Linked DNA regions of Homo sapiens: region 2 is linked to region 1. A link is a contact called in ENCODE Hi-C or POLR2A ChIA-PET data. All regions are on one chromosome and are shown on one strand. Each heading gives the region's core, a stretch centred on a gene start or an enhancer-like site at or near the end of the contact. The rest is flanking DNA. Distances are from core to core; before and after follow the strand shown. Region 1 overlaps LOC105370003 (a long non-coding RNA gene). Region 2 overlaps LOC105370003 (a long non-coding RNA gene).

Region 1 (5,976 bases), core at 1,899-4,398:
AGCCCAATGGCCCAAGGGCCCAGCTGCTGCGCTCTGGAGCTCCCTGCATGAACAGGAGGCCGTGTGTTCTGTGGGCCATCCCCAGCCAATGTCTGAAAACGGCAGCATACTAAGGCAGGCCCGTTCCTGGGAGACGCAGAATTCCTTTCATAGTTCAAGGGCTCCCCATGGCTTTGATGAATCTTTCTTGGACAGCTTGGCAGCTTGGGATGCTTCCACCCAAGCTTCTCTGTATCTCCTTCACTAGGAATCAGACCTGTATACCAGTCCTCCAGCTAGCTCTCCTGCCTTTCCCAGCTCTCTCTCCATTTTCTCTCCAACAGGCACTTCTCCTAAAAAAAGCTTTCCACATTTAATCTCGTCTTGGCACCTGCATCTTGGAGGACCCAGATGAGCACATTGGGTGGTGTCGCTTCTCACTGTAACACCCTTCCAGGAGTTTCTTTTTTTGCCAGAAGAAAATCTAAATTCCTTGCACTGGCCTACAAGGCCCATGACACTTCTCTAACCCCAAATACTCTTCTCCTCCCCTTGATGGCATTCTTGCTATTCCTTGAACATCCCAAATTGTTTCTGCCTCGGGGCCTTTGCACCTGCTCTTTCTGCTGCCCAGACCACTCTTCTCTGGGCCTGGAAGCTTCTCACTCATCCAGCAGGTCTCAGCTTAAACATCACCTCCTCAGAGAGGTCTTACTTGATCGAAACAGGCTTCCTGTCTGTGCTCCCCAATCAATACCTACTCCTTACGCTGCGAAAACACATCAGACTTTGCACTTAGTTGATTTGTCTGACAGCCCTTCTTGAATGTAAGCATCTTGAAATATCATAGCCAGCATTTACTGAGGACTGACAAGGGGCCAGGCACTGGGTAAGAGCATCACATGTTTTAACTCATTCGATCCTCTCCCAATCCCTGTGAAGTGTAGGTAGTACTGTTGTTGCAGATGAAGAAACTGAGGCACAAGAATAAATGAATTTCCTGGGGTCATAAAACTGGGCAGCAGAAGAGCAGGGCCTGGATTCAGGCTCTCTGGCTCCAGCATCTGCCACCTCTGTGGGGATGCCGTTTTGCCTCTTGTGAAAAGATGACACCACTGTATACCAACAAGGATTTCCAGGGCTTCGCCCTGTGTCTGGCACTGAGTACACACTTTGCAAAATAGAGCTGCCAGAGGCGTTTAAACAACAGCAACTCCATCTTCAATAGGGGCTGGGTAAAATAAGGCTAAGACCTTACTATGCTGCATTCCCAGAAGGTTAGACATTCTAAGTCACAGAATGAGATGAGAGGTCAGCACAAGATACAGGTCATAAAGACCTTGCTGATAAAACAGGTTGCATTAAAGGAGCTGGCCAAAACCCATCAAAACCAAGATGGTGACGAGAGTGACCTCTGGTCGTCCCCACCGCTACACTCCCATCAGCGCCATGACAGTTTACGAATGCCATGGCAACATCAGGAAGTTACCCTGTATGGCCTAAAAAGGGGATGCATGAATAATCCACTCCTTGTTTAGCATATCATCAAGAAATAACCATAAAAATGGATAGCCAGCAGCCCTTGGGGCTGCTCTGTCTATGGAGTAGCCATTCTTTTATTCCTTTACTTTCTCAATACACTTGCTTTCACTTTCTTTACTCTATGGACTTGCCTCAAATTCTTTGTTGCACGAGATCCAAGAACCCTCTCTTGGGGTCTGGATCAGGACCCCTTTCCAGTCACAGAACTCATTTATTGTGTGCCTCTTGCAGACCAGATGCTTTCCATAAAAAAGCCCTATTCCCTTTGCACAAGGACCCCTAGAAGATGGGCCTGCAGTTAGTCTCCATTTGCCAGCTCCCCCTATTCTCTACCCTTCTCTGTCCCGTGCCCCTGAAGCTGACCCCTGTGGATGACACCTCCTAGCACCTCTGTGATCTGCTTCTAGCTGGGGTCATCTAATAGGAAGCACTGGCAGGAGATCAAAGGGAAGAAGGAGAAAAGCCAGGTGTTTCTTCCTTGTTTCCTCCCTAATTCAGAACCACATTTCTGGAGGGGTGTGTCCGTCCCTGACCTGTGCCAGGTGACTCATCCACCATGACCCCGGCCCTGCCTGGGCTCCTGAAACCCTTCTTCTTTTCTTCCTACTTCAGCTTATGGATGTGAACAGCTCTCCACTGTTGCTAGACTCCTGATGCCTCAGCACCTCATGTTCATGTGATTAACCCTGTCCACCCCGCTGTAAGTAGTCCCTTAATTAAACTCTCATAGTTTGAACCATCTAGGGCAGATTCTATCTCCTGCAGGCAGATGGATGAGATTGCAAGCATTAAGATGACCTATCCTATTTTACAGATGAGGACAAAGAGGCTTAGCGATTACAGGCACCAGCCCAAGGTCACATGACTCAACTTACTGGGAGCACTCTAGTGTGCCTGCCCCCAGTTCACCTCCTCTGTCCATTTCTCATGCTGCTCATTGTTACAAAGAGCCATCTGAACCCAGTGGTTAAGAGGACTGGCTTTTGAAGCCATACAGACCTGGGTTCAAGGCCCAGTTCTGTGACCTGGGGCACCTTATCTGCTCCCGGCTGAGCCTTATTTTCTTCATCTGAAAAATATGGAGAATTACAATGAGAATGCAAAGTAACTGACGTAACAGTTTTCGCCTTCCAAGGTTGCAGTTAGGTTTAAATGTAAATGTAATGTAAACGTAATGCATTGTAAATGTAAATGTAAATGTATATATCATTCTTAGCAGAATGCCCAGAACATGGTAAGAGCACAATAAATATAGCCAGGCATCATCATCGTCATCATCATCATCAATTATTATTATTGTTATTAATATTCCCTGTCCACCAACATCATTTCCAGACTTGCTACTCCCAGAAGATAACAGGAGAACAATTCACAGAAGACAAGATGAGTTAATAAGCCCAAGCTATTCATAGCCTCTGCTAAGAGTTTATTCTTACCAGGGCAGGACCGCAGACCCCAGAGTAACTAACTGGGTCAAAGTTGGACCTGACCCCTCCTTTCCTGCCCCCCTCCTCAGCCCTGGCACAGGAATTATCACATCGCCCATCGCCTCTGAAGGCCATCCCTGCTGTGAGGCTTTGATAGGGAAAGTGTGAAGAACAAAGACCATTGTTCACAGAGGCGGCTGGTGCCTCTCAGGCCCCAGGCCAGCTTCCCAGGGGTGAGGTCTGGCTCCGAAGACACAAAGACGAAAGTCATTAGGACCAGGGACAAACAATGACGGAATCTCTTCTATTTACCTGAACTGGAGGGGGCTGCCAAGTGGAAAACAATGAGGCTGAGATGCTGGACATATTCTCCCTCTGCCCTCTCGTCACTGAGTTTCTTTTGAAATAGTGGGACAGTGTATGGCCCAGGAGGCTCAGGGATTGGCTTCAGATCTGTTTCTGGAAAGAGAACATATGACCGTGTTTAAGAGAGTGGGCTGGGACACCCAGCTGCCTGGGTTCCAATTCTAACTCCATCAAAATCAGCCAAGTAACTTGGGTTTAGTGACGTCATTCTCTAAACTTCAGTACCTTCAGCTGTAAAGTGGAGATAATAATCATACCTCCCTCTCCTAAGCTGCATGTAACTGGGACCTAACTGAGGGCTTCTTATAGGATGTCAATCATTATTATCATAAATAGCAGCAGCAGCAGCTCTGTGTGGCTTTGGGCAAGTTCCCTGCCCCTTGCTGAAACTTCATATTTATATCTAGCAAATGGGAATAAGAAATCAGTTCCAGAAATCAGGTGAGAATTAATGAGGAGATAAAAGCCGCTTGGAAACTGGAAGGCTATACCGAATTGGAAGCAAGATCTCATGAAAAATCTAGTCCTGGCTCACCTGTGTGTGGCAGTCCACGAAACTTGGCCCACGTGTCCTTCTTCCCTGGCTACTGCCCCCATATGCAAAGGGGAGATAGGGACAGCGTCTTCCTTGCGGGGTGAGTGCCCTGAGGGTTCAAGGGGGTAACAACCCTGATAAAGCACTTAGCATGTGCTTTGTGCATATCGAGTGCCCAACACGTTACCGATTATTTTACTATTAAGACATTGAAGTTTTCAGTAAGGCCAGGAGCAGACATAGGGAAGTAACGAACAGAAATTAACATGCTGCCCAACCAGAATGGCTGCACTGCCCAAGCATACCCATTTTATGGAAGGAAAAACTGAGATCTGGGAGACAAAGTGGGTAGGAGAAGGAGATGCACTTCCTAATGTCCTGTGGCACCTGGTGAGTTCAGGTCTTTTTTACTGGAGTCCTTACCAGCCAGGAAAAATGGCAATGGCAGGAAATGTAGAGTGAATCCTCATCACTCCTTGATCCCAGCATCCTCACTCCTTTGCTGTCACACACCCAGGTGTTGATGTGGTTTAGAACAGACAGACATGTCCTTGTCCCTGAGTAGGGAAATCAACTCAGACTAGCTGAAGCCATCTCTCAGGCCTGCTTGTATTGGCTTAATTCTTAAGTAGGTGCATCTCATGGTGGCAAGATGTCCACCAGCAGTTCCCAACAGATATTCTACCAGCTCTGCAATCCCAGTGGGAAAAAAAAAAAAAGAGTTCTTCTTTCCTATTATTTCCAGCCAGAATTCTAGCATTGTTGGTTGCCATTGGACTGCCTTGAGTCTCATGACCCTGCATCTATTCCTGAGGTCCAGGAGATGAAATTTGCTGATTGACCAAACTGGGACAAGAAGTAGGTCCCTTCCCTTTGGAAGTCAAAGACTAGAAGTGAGGGAATGAATGGTATCCTGAGGGAAAATCAGGGTGCAATTACCAAGAGAGGTGAATATACTGACTACTTCCCTATAATCTAGTTTTTACCATTATAACTTTAAATATACAGAATCATAGAGCTGTACTCCTCTGTGTCTGCGTTTTTTTCTCCATACTGTGTCTGTGGGATTTATCCATGTGTTTGCATGTAGCAGCATTTCATATTTCACCACCAGACAGTATTCTACTGTGAAAATACATAGTAATTCATGTATCCATTATGCTGTGTGGGTATTTAAACTGTTTCAAGTTGTTTGCTGCTGAGAACATTCTGAGTACAACTCTTAGTGCACATAAGGACATGTTTCTGTTTGATGGGGTTATGGTGCTGGTTCAAGGCTCCTAGTTCCTTTTTAAAATTCCAAATTCCTTTCTACCAAATTCTTCTACAAGCTTAACTTCTACTCGAGTTTCTAACCTTCCAGCCTGCCCTCCAGATTATGGACTTGCCAGCCCCCATGATTATGTGAGCCAGTTCCTTGTTAAAATCTTAAGATAAATGTACACACACACACACACACACACACACACTATTGGTTTTGTTTCTTTGGAGAAAAGGCTCCAACCCACCTCAAACTTTACTCTGTTAACAGGAATATACCTAGGCATCATTGATAACTTGCTTGAGAATGAGGCTTGATAAGAAAAAAAGTGGAGGTGACATAAGAAAACACTGTAGTAAAAACAAATTCAAAGAAAGGCCAAAATGACATCTTGATTTTTAAGCCTGCAAATACCTAAAAATGTCAGGAGACACTGAATGAGCACTTACTGCACACCACATTTGTGCTTATTTTACGGATGAAGAAAACTGAGGCTCAGAAAGAGGATACGGGTCCTGTAATTTGCACAACTACTAAAAGATAAAGGTTGGATCTATTTAACATCAAATGGATGCTCCTAACCAATAAGCTCTGCTTCCATCTCCTTTTGAAGGGGCAGTTTGGGAAACCCCTGAAGGCTAGCTTTCACCTTTGAGATCAGTGTCTTCTTGGCGTACCTCTAGGGAGAAATATGTAGCCTCACACCCACATGTGCACCCAAAGCCATATCGCGCATTGGAGACATTGAGTAATGGATCTAATTCTTAACCCCAATCTAATCCTAACCCTCTAGTCAACCACCCAGCAATGGCTTTAACCACCTGACTCATGGTTGCATATTTTAATGTGCAATGGTAATAATTGAA
Region 2 (6,600 bases), core at 3,335-5,834, 91 kb after region 1:
CTCCCCGGTTCAAGCGATTCTCCTGTCTCAGCCTCCCAAGTAGCTGGGACTACAGGCATGCTCCACCACACCTAGCTAATTTTTGTATTTTTAGTAGAGATGGGGTTTCACCATGTTGGCCAGGATGGTCTCGATCTCTTGACCTCTTGATCCACCTGCCGCAGCCTCCCAAAGTGCTGGGATTACAGGTGTGAGCCACCACACCCGGCTGAGGCTACTTCGTATATGAAGCAGCTGTGTAGACAATGGGATATAAATACCGTCGGAAGCTGTGAGAAGTGTACGGAATACATCCCAGAAATGTCCCGTTGATGGATCAAGGTGAGGCATTTAGACCCTAACTCCACCTGCTACTGGTTGAGGGTCACCCCCAGTGACTCCTGCTCATGGCCTCGGCAGCTTCCTACAGCTTCACAGAGGCCATGGTGCGCACTTGGATAGCATACTGTCAATTTGAGTCTGAGCTTGCAGGAACCTCTGCCCGGCAGCTGCAGCTGCATTCAGAGGTGAGCAGGTATGATAAGGAACACCTTAAATCAGCTTAAGGGGGTATGATAAGGAACACCTTAAATCTCCTTAACTCCTCACTAGAAGCCAATGCATAGATATCTTCCATGATAGGCTTATTTTTTTCATGTTGTCACAGGTTGAATTGTGTCCCCTAAAAAGATACATTGAAGTCTTAACTCCCATACCAGTGCATGTGATTGTATTTGGAAATAGGGTCTTTGCAGATGGAGTCAAGTTAAGATGAGGTCCTCAGGGTGGCCCCTGCTCCAATATGATGGGGGTGCCTTAATAAGAGGAAGAGAAATGGCAGAGGCTGCCATGCACAGGGGAAAAATGTGAAGACACACAGGACAGGGTCCACATGATGATGGAGGCAGAGATTGGACTGATGCATCTACAAGCTAAGGAATGCCAAAGATTGCCAGCAACCAGGAGATGCTAAGAGAAAGACATGGAGCACATTCTCTCCTAGAGCCTTCAGAGAGAACACGGCCCCGCTAACACCTTGATTTGTAACTTCTAGCCTTCAGAACTGCAAGAGTATCCATTTCTCTTGTTTTAAGTCACCCAGTCTGTGGTGCTTGGCTATGGTAGTCCTAGGAAATGAATAAACATGCTCATTAATTCATTCTAGCAATGCCTGGATGTGTTTTATGGGATAGAAAGGGCTCGCAAGTTCATTACTTAAACCAATCTTTGAGCCTCATTTTGGCTCAAATAGAACCCCACTGACCATGGGAGGGTTCAGGGGGGATCTGGGTTGGAAACATGTGTCCTCTTCCAAATTGCTATGCAGCTCACCCACACCATCTGCCAGCATTCTTCACCCCCTCCCCTACTGCAGACCTGTTCCCGAGATAGCTCTGCTCCCAACATCCCTGAGAGTAATATCTTGACCAACTCAGGGACCACCTTATAAAAGACTCAAGACTTCACTTGCCAGGTACAATCGCATCCATTTGCACTTCTTTAAACTGCATGCTATTCAGCTTCCCTTCCATCATCACAGTGGACTCCACTTTGAATCCTCCCAGGCTAGAATTGTAGAGTGCATGGGCCCTTGGGATTATCAACGCTCATCCTTCCCACTTTACTCTTGGAGAAATATTATAACTTTACCACCTATCACCCTAGGCCTGAGTCCTGCTCCAGGGTGGAATAGGAGTTCTGGCTTTCTCCTCCCAAACCATCTGTTCATTCTGACCTTGGTCACATTCCCTTTTTTGCAGGGGAGTGGTGCTGGGAGCATAGCGTCTTCATGCCATCTCTTCTGCTTGTGCCTGGATTGTAGCCTTAAAGATTTTATCCAGAATGTAATGTAGGCAGGAAATTCCCACCAATACCAAGGGGCTAATGACAGCCATTGTGTTTCCTTATGAAAAGCAGGGGTCAGCACCTTTAGTTGGGGAATAAATTACGAATTTGTCTTCAGTGTGTTTCTCACAGTTTCTCCTACTGTGCTGGGTGTACTAAAGACAGATGACACCCTACCCCAAAGTCAGTGTAGAAATGCAGAGAAGCTTGAGAACATGAAATAGAAGATAAGAACAGAGAGAACGGGGGAGCAGAGGGAAGAAGAAGAGAAAAGAAATCTTCAGGAACACATAGAAAACTATCTGCTGGTTAAATTCCAGGCTTTGAAATGCAAAGAATGGCATGTTCCAGTAGCTTTTTATAGACCTATGCTCTACAACATTAGAAACAAGCACAGCGGACACATAATTTCATGGTTACATCCCGATTTGGTTATTTTTGCCAGTGCAGCTAAGGGATACCCTGATCAGTAAAATCCAGATAATTTCCAAAGCTGTTGCATCAAATCCTTTGGCTTAGTCCTTCCTGCAAAACACAGGATCACTCCCTGACATTGCCAGAAAACTGTTACTGCAGACTGGCATTTCACCTTCTTTAAATGATTCTGACCACTTTCCCCAAATACAGAGGTGTTTCCAAAGTAGGAAGAACAGATAAATGTGCCAGGCACAGCATGCCTGTAGTCCCAGCTACTCAAGAGGCTGAGGCAGGAGGATTGCTTGAGATCAGGAGTTTGAGACTAGCCTGAGCAACGTAGCAAGACCGCATCTCAAAAAAAAGTTATAAAAAATTATAAAACAATAGACTACACTCCATCTTCACCCACCTCCAAAACACACAAAGGAATTCTTGTTTTCATGGTGCATGCCTGGGTCATTTCTGCAGGTGATTCATTAAAACACCTGGTTTGGAGTCATAAATTGTACACCCGTTAAGTATACATATGTTAGTTACTGCTGTGTAACAAACTAACCCAGAACTTGGTGGCTCAAAGCAACAACCATCTTACTTGAGTCTAGTTGTCTAGTTGTCTAGAGACAAGTTGTCTAGTTCTACTGATGTGGGCTAGGTACAGCTGTCTTACTCATGCATCTGTGGTCAGCGGATAGGTTGGCTGGGGGCTGGCTGGTTTAGGATGTCCTCAGCTGGGATGACTCATACCTTTCCAGTAGAGGGTGTTGTCATGGTGGTGACTAGCAGAAAAAAAAAAAAAAAACGACAAAACAAAACACAGTTTCCAGTGTCTGAAGTGAGTTTGTTACCACCCCATTGTCCAAAACAGGTCACATGCTCAAGCCACAAACTGTGTAGGGCACTACCAAAGGTTATAGGCACAGGGAGACATCAAAATGAGATGCATGTCTCCAATCAATTTACTAGAGGGTAGAAACTGCACAGGTAGCTATTCAACAATAGTATGCTAGCTACATACAGAAAACAAAATGAAAAGTTTGGAAAATTATCTGATCATCCCCTTGATCAGTCATCAGAAAACATTTTAGTAAAGAGCTAGGTAGTAAAATTGCAGGCTTGCAGAACGTGCAGTCTCTGTCACAGCTACTCAAGTGTGCCACTGTAGCATGAAAGCAGCTATGGAATACATAAATGAATGAGTGTGGCTGTGTTCCAATAAAACTTTATTTGCAAAAACAGGGGGCTAGCCCATGATCTTGGTCATCATTCATGAAACTGACATTTGCTGGGGTCAGACTATGGGCCAGGCACTGTGGATGTGAAGATGAATAAAACATGTCCCAATGAGCTTTCAGCCTAATATGGAGACTGGCATACTGTAAGAGCTCAACAAATACGCAGTGAGTTAACATTAATGGGAAGATAGGTAATAAAGAAACACAATGGAAAGGAATGTTGCTGGGGCCATAGAAGTCTAGACAGGGTGCAAGGGATAGGAAGAAAGAGGCTTCCAGGAAGAGGTTACGTTTGAAGACTGTGTAGGCGTTCTCACAAGCATATCTAGGGTAGAGTTTGGAATTCCAGGCTGAGGGAACAGAGAGATTAGAGACCAGGTGATGAAAAAGAACTTGGCGAATATTTAAGCGGGGCTGGACCAAAGGGTGTTTCATTTAGCTTTCAATTTTTTTGGCTGGGTCTAGATTCTTTTAAGCCTAAATTATTCGAAGGTTCAAATTTCCGCAATCCTTGGGGAATACCCAGTACCTGAGGTATTATGACAGCATGTCTTTTCGCCCTACCAAATTTAAAGAAGCGATATGGCGCATAGAGAATGAACCAGATTAGGAATCAGAACTGGGCTCTAATTTCCCTCACTCCTCTCATTGCTCCCTGGATAACCATGACCATTTCACATGCCTCTTTATGCCTCAATTCCCCTAACTACAAAACGGGGGAAATAATGTCTCATAAGATCGCTGTAAGAATTCCAAGAAATATCTACGATGTGCTTAAACACACTGCCTGGTTGGGGATAAACACTCAGAAATGCTAGCTAGCTATCCTCATCTTCATTGTTATCATTGTTGATCATCATTGCCATCTTCATTTACTCTTCTCTCTACCCAATCCGTCCTTGAAACTCCCTACCCCAGACACTGAAGCCTCCAGAGATGAACCCAGAACTGGCTCCAGAAACAAGTCCCCCACCCCCTGCTGTTTGTTGGGTGGGGTGAGTCGGGGGACGCTGTCTGAGTCTCTGTTGTGTGCACAGCCAGCGAAGATGCCTAGAGCAGGGTTGGAGACAGGCAGTGGCGGAGGCTGCGAGTTGCTCGCCAACAAACAAAAGTTGCCTTTCATCTGATCCAGTGCTCCCGAAGAGGAATCACTTCCTCCTGCCTGGGCGTTTATGAAAGCCGACAGCAGAGGCGAGAAAACAGCCAGCTCTTTCTGCGCGTGATAAAACCATTACAATCAATTTAGGCAGCTCACAGGCGCGCAGACACTCTGTGTCGACTGGATTCTGTTACCGGGAGTGGGGTGGGGGGAGCTGGGGCGGGGTGGGGGGCGCGAGGGGGGCCTTCTGGGAGACTGGAGCATTCGGCCTTCCGCGGATGGGCCCCATTACGGCTGCAGGCTGGCGCCACTGCTGCGGGGGCTCGCTACCCAATGAAAGTGTCATCCAACTGGAAGATGGGGGGGCTACCAGTGTTAGCTTAACTCCTGCGGTCTCGCAGACTAATTGCTCACGGTGGAAACACGCCTCAAAGTGCTTTGGCCTCGTCAATAATAGGGTATCAGATGCTTTCCATTCCACAGCGCATTGATCTGTTTCCTCCCCAGGCCTCCTCCTGGCTCCGCTCCCTGGCGTCCCCCCACCGGTGCTGCCCTGGCTTCTACCTCTGATGACTCTTCTTCCTTTTTTTTTTTTATAAGTGTTTTCTAAGCGTGTGTTTAGCATGAGTGGTGCCTAAGTGCTAATTGTTACACCACAGATTGATTGGCGACGAGATGGCTTGCCAAGTTCCTCCAGTCTCCCGGGGGGAGGAGGGCGGGGCGGAGGGAGGAAGGGTGGGGAGGGCTTAGGGTGGGGGTGGCAGCGGTTGTCGGAGGGAGGAGGAGAGGGGAATCCTTGATACTTCTGAGTTGCCTCTGAATCTATGTCTTTCTGGGTTGGAAACTCGTGCCTGCCGTCGGGGAGATTCAGTGAGGGGGCAACCTCTACTGATACTTTGTTATTTGAGAAAATGGCATTGCTTTCTTTGCCAGTGCTGAATAAACCCTGGAACAGGCTGCAGCTGATGGAATCAAGCAGGGAGGATAAGTAGTGGGGTCAAACGTCCTTGCTGTCCCGGGCAGGGAGCACGTTGTTTTATCCATGACACCCCCTCAACAACCCCCAGTCCAGGTCTAGGTTAGGGTCCCTGCCAAATGCCCTGAGAAATAGAAGTCTGTACTTAGCCCATCATCCCTTTTTGGAGTTACTTATTATCTGGTGCTTTCCACTGACCTGTTTTCCACAATGGTGGGAACCTAACGCGGAGCGTGTCAGGTTCATGTTGCCCCCAAAACATTTATTCTCATTCATCCAGACCACTGGGTTTTGAGGTCTTTGGAAAATGGGGTTAGCTGAGCCTGTCAAGATTCCCGCAGGTGGGATTCCTTTGACACCTAAAATCCTTCCAAAGGCAATGCTGGATGCTTCCTTATAAGGCATAGAAACTCTGTCTTGGCAATGAATACGCTGAAACACTTGCACCTGACAGGTGAACCTAAAATCTTTGGGTGTGTGCCTAGTTCAAATGAGACAGCATGGAGTCTATTAATCCAGTTGTGAAATCCAACCAGCTTTGGAGAGCAGCTTCTGACCCACTTGGAAACTCTATCCTCCAGGTGGAAAGTGGGGGGCCTAAGAGACATAGGCGGTGAGGTGCACTTGGAAGGCAGACAGCCTGAGCTCCACCTCTCATCCATCTGGTGACACTGGACAAGGCACTTAACTTCTTAGTGCCTCAGTTGGCTCACTTGTAAAACAGGGATAATGGCAATGCCCAACCCATATCAGGAGGGCAAAATGAAAAGCCATCTGGTGATTAATAAATATTCCATCAGCAGTGGCTGGTACAATCACTGCTTTGTAATCTTTCTTCTTCGTTCTGAAATACTCAGCATTGTATAGTCTTGCTGCTCAAAGTATGCTCCGTGAGCAGTGACTTCAGCTCATCTGGAAACTTTTTAGAAGTGCAGAATCTCAGATACTGCCCCAGACCTACTGAATGGGAATCTGCATTTTCACAAGATTCCCCAGGAGATTTGGGAGCACACTGAAGTTTGGGAAGTACCAACTTATACATACTAGAACCC

Evidence for each region. A loop is a pair of places that touch in the nucleus more often than their neighbours do. ChIA-PET counts read pairs that join two places held with the same protein, here RNA polymerase II (POLR2A). Pooled maps may share reads with other maps.
Region 2: a loop to region 1 is called in a map of heart right ventricle, with 7 times the contacts of the local background. The contact joins two enhancer-like sites. A Hi-C loop is called at or near these places in 9 of 168 maps with a recorded cell type or tissue (Right ventricle myocardium inferior, cardiac septum, dorsolateral prefrontal cortex and 2 more) and 9 of 50 pooled maps. POLR2A ChIA-PET finds 5 or more read pairs at or near these places in 2 of 52 experiments (BJ and GM10248).

What each region holds. Positions count from the first base shown.
Region 1 is chr12:115,505,008-115,510,983 of GRCh38, forward strand. LOC105370003 (a long non-coding RNA gene) reads right to left here. Exons shown (of 4, transcript XR_945389.3): 2 at 3,261-3,407. Among named protein-coding and RNA genes, the nearest start is that of LINC02463, 380 kb to the right of the region's middle. RefSeq lists a silencer at 2,137-2,431 and enhancers at 2,309-2,908, 2,909-3,509. Within about 2 kb of position 3,149, at least 4 of the 41 ENCODE cell types and tissues checked have a DNase peak (open chromatin) inside an H3K27ac peak, as active enhancers do; they include heart right ventricle, where a contact is called at or near this core.
Region 2 is chr12:115,594,433-115,601,032 of GRCh38, forward strand. All of the region lies in intron 1 of LOC105370003 (a long non-coding RNA gene), which reads right to left. LOC105370002 (a long non-coding RNA gene) reads right to left here. Exons shown (of 6, transcript NR_188487.1): 4 at 2,909-3,017. Among named protein-coding and RNA genes, the nearest start is that of LINC02463, 290 kb to the right of the region's middle. Within about 2 kb of position 4,585, at least 4 of the 41 ENCODE cell types and tissues checked have a DNase peak (open chromatin) inside an H3K27ac peak, as active enhancers do; they include heart right ventricle, where a contact is called at or near this core.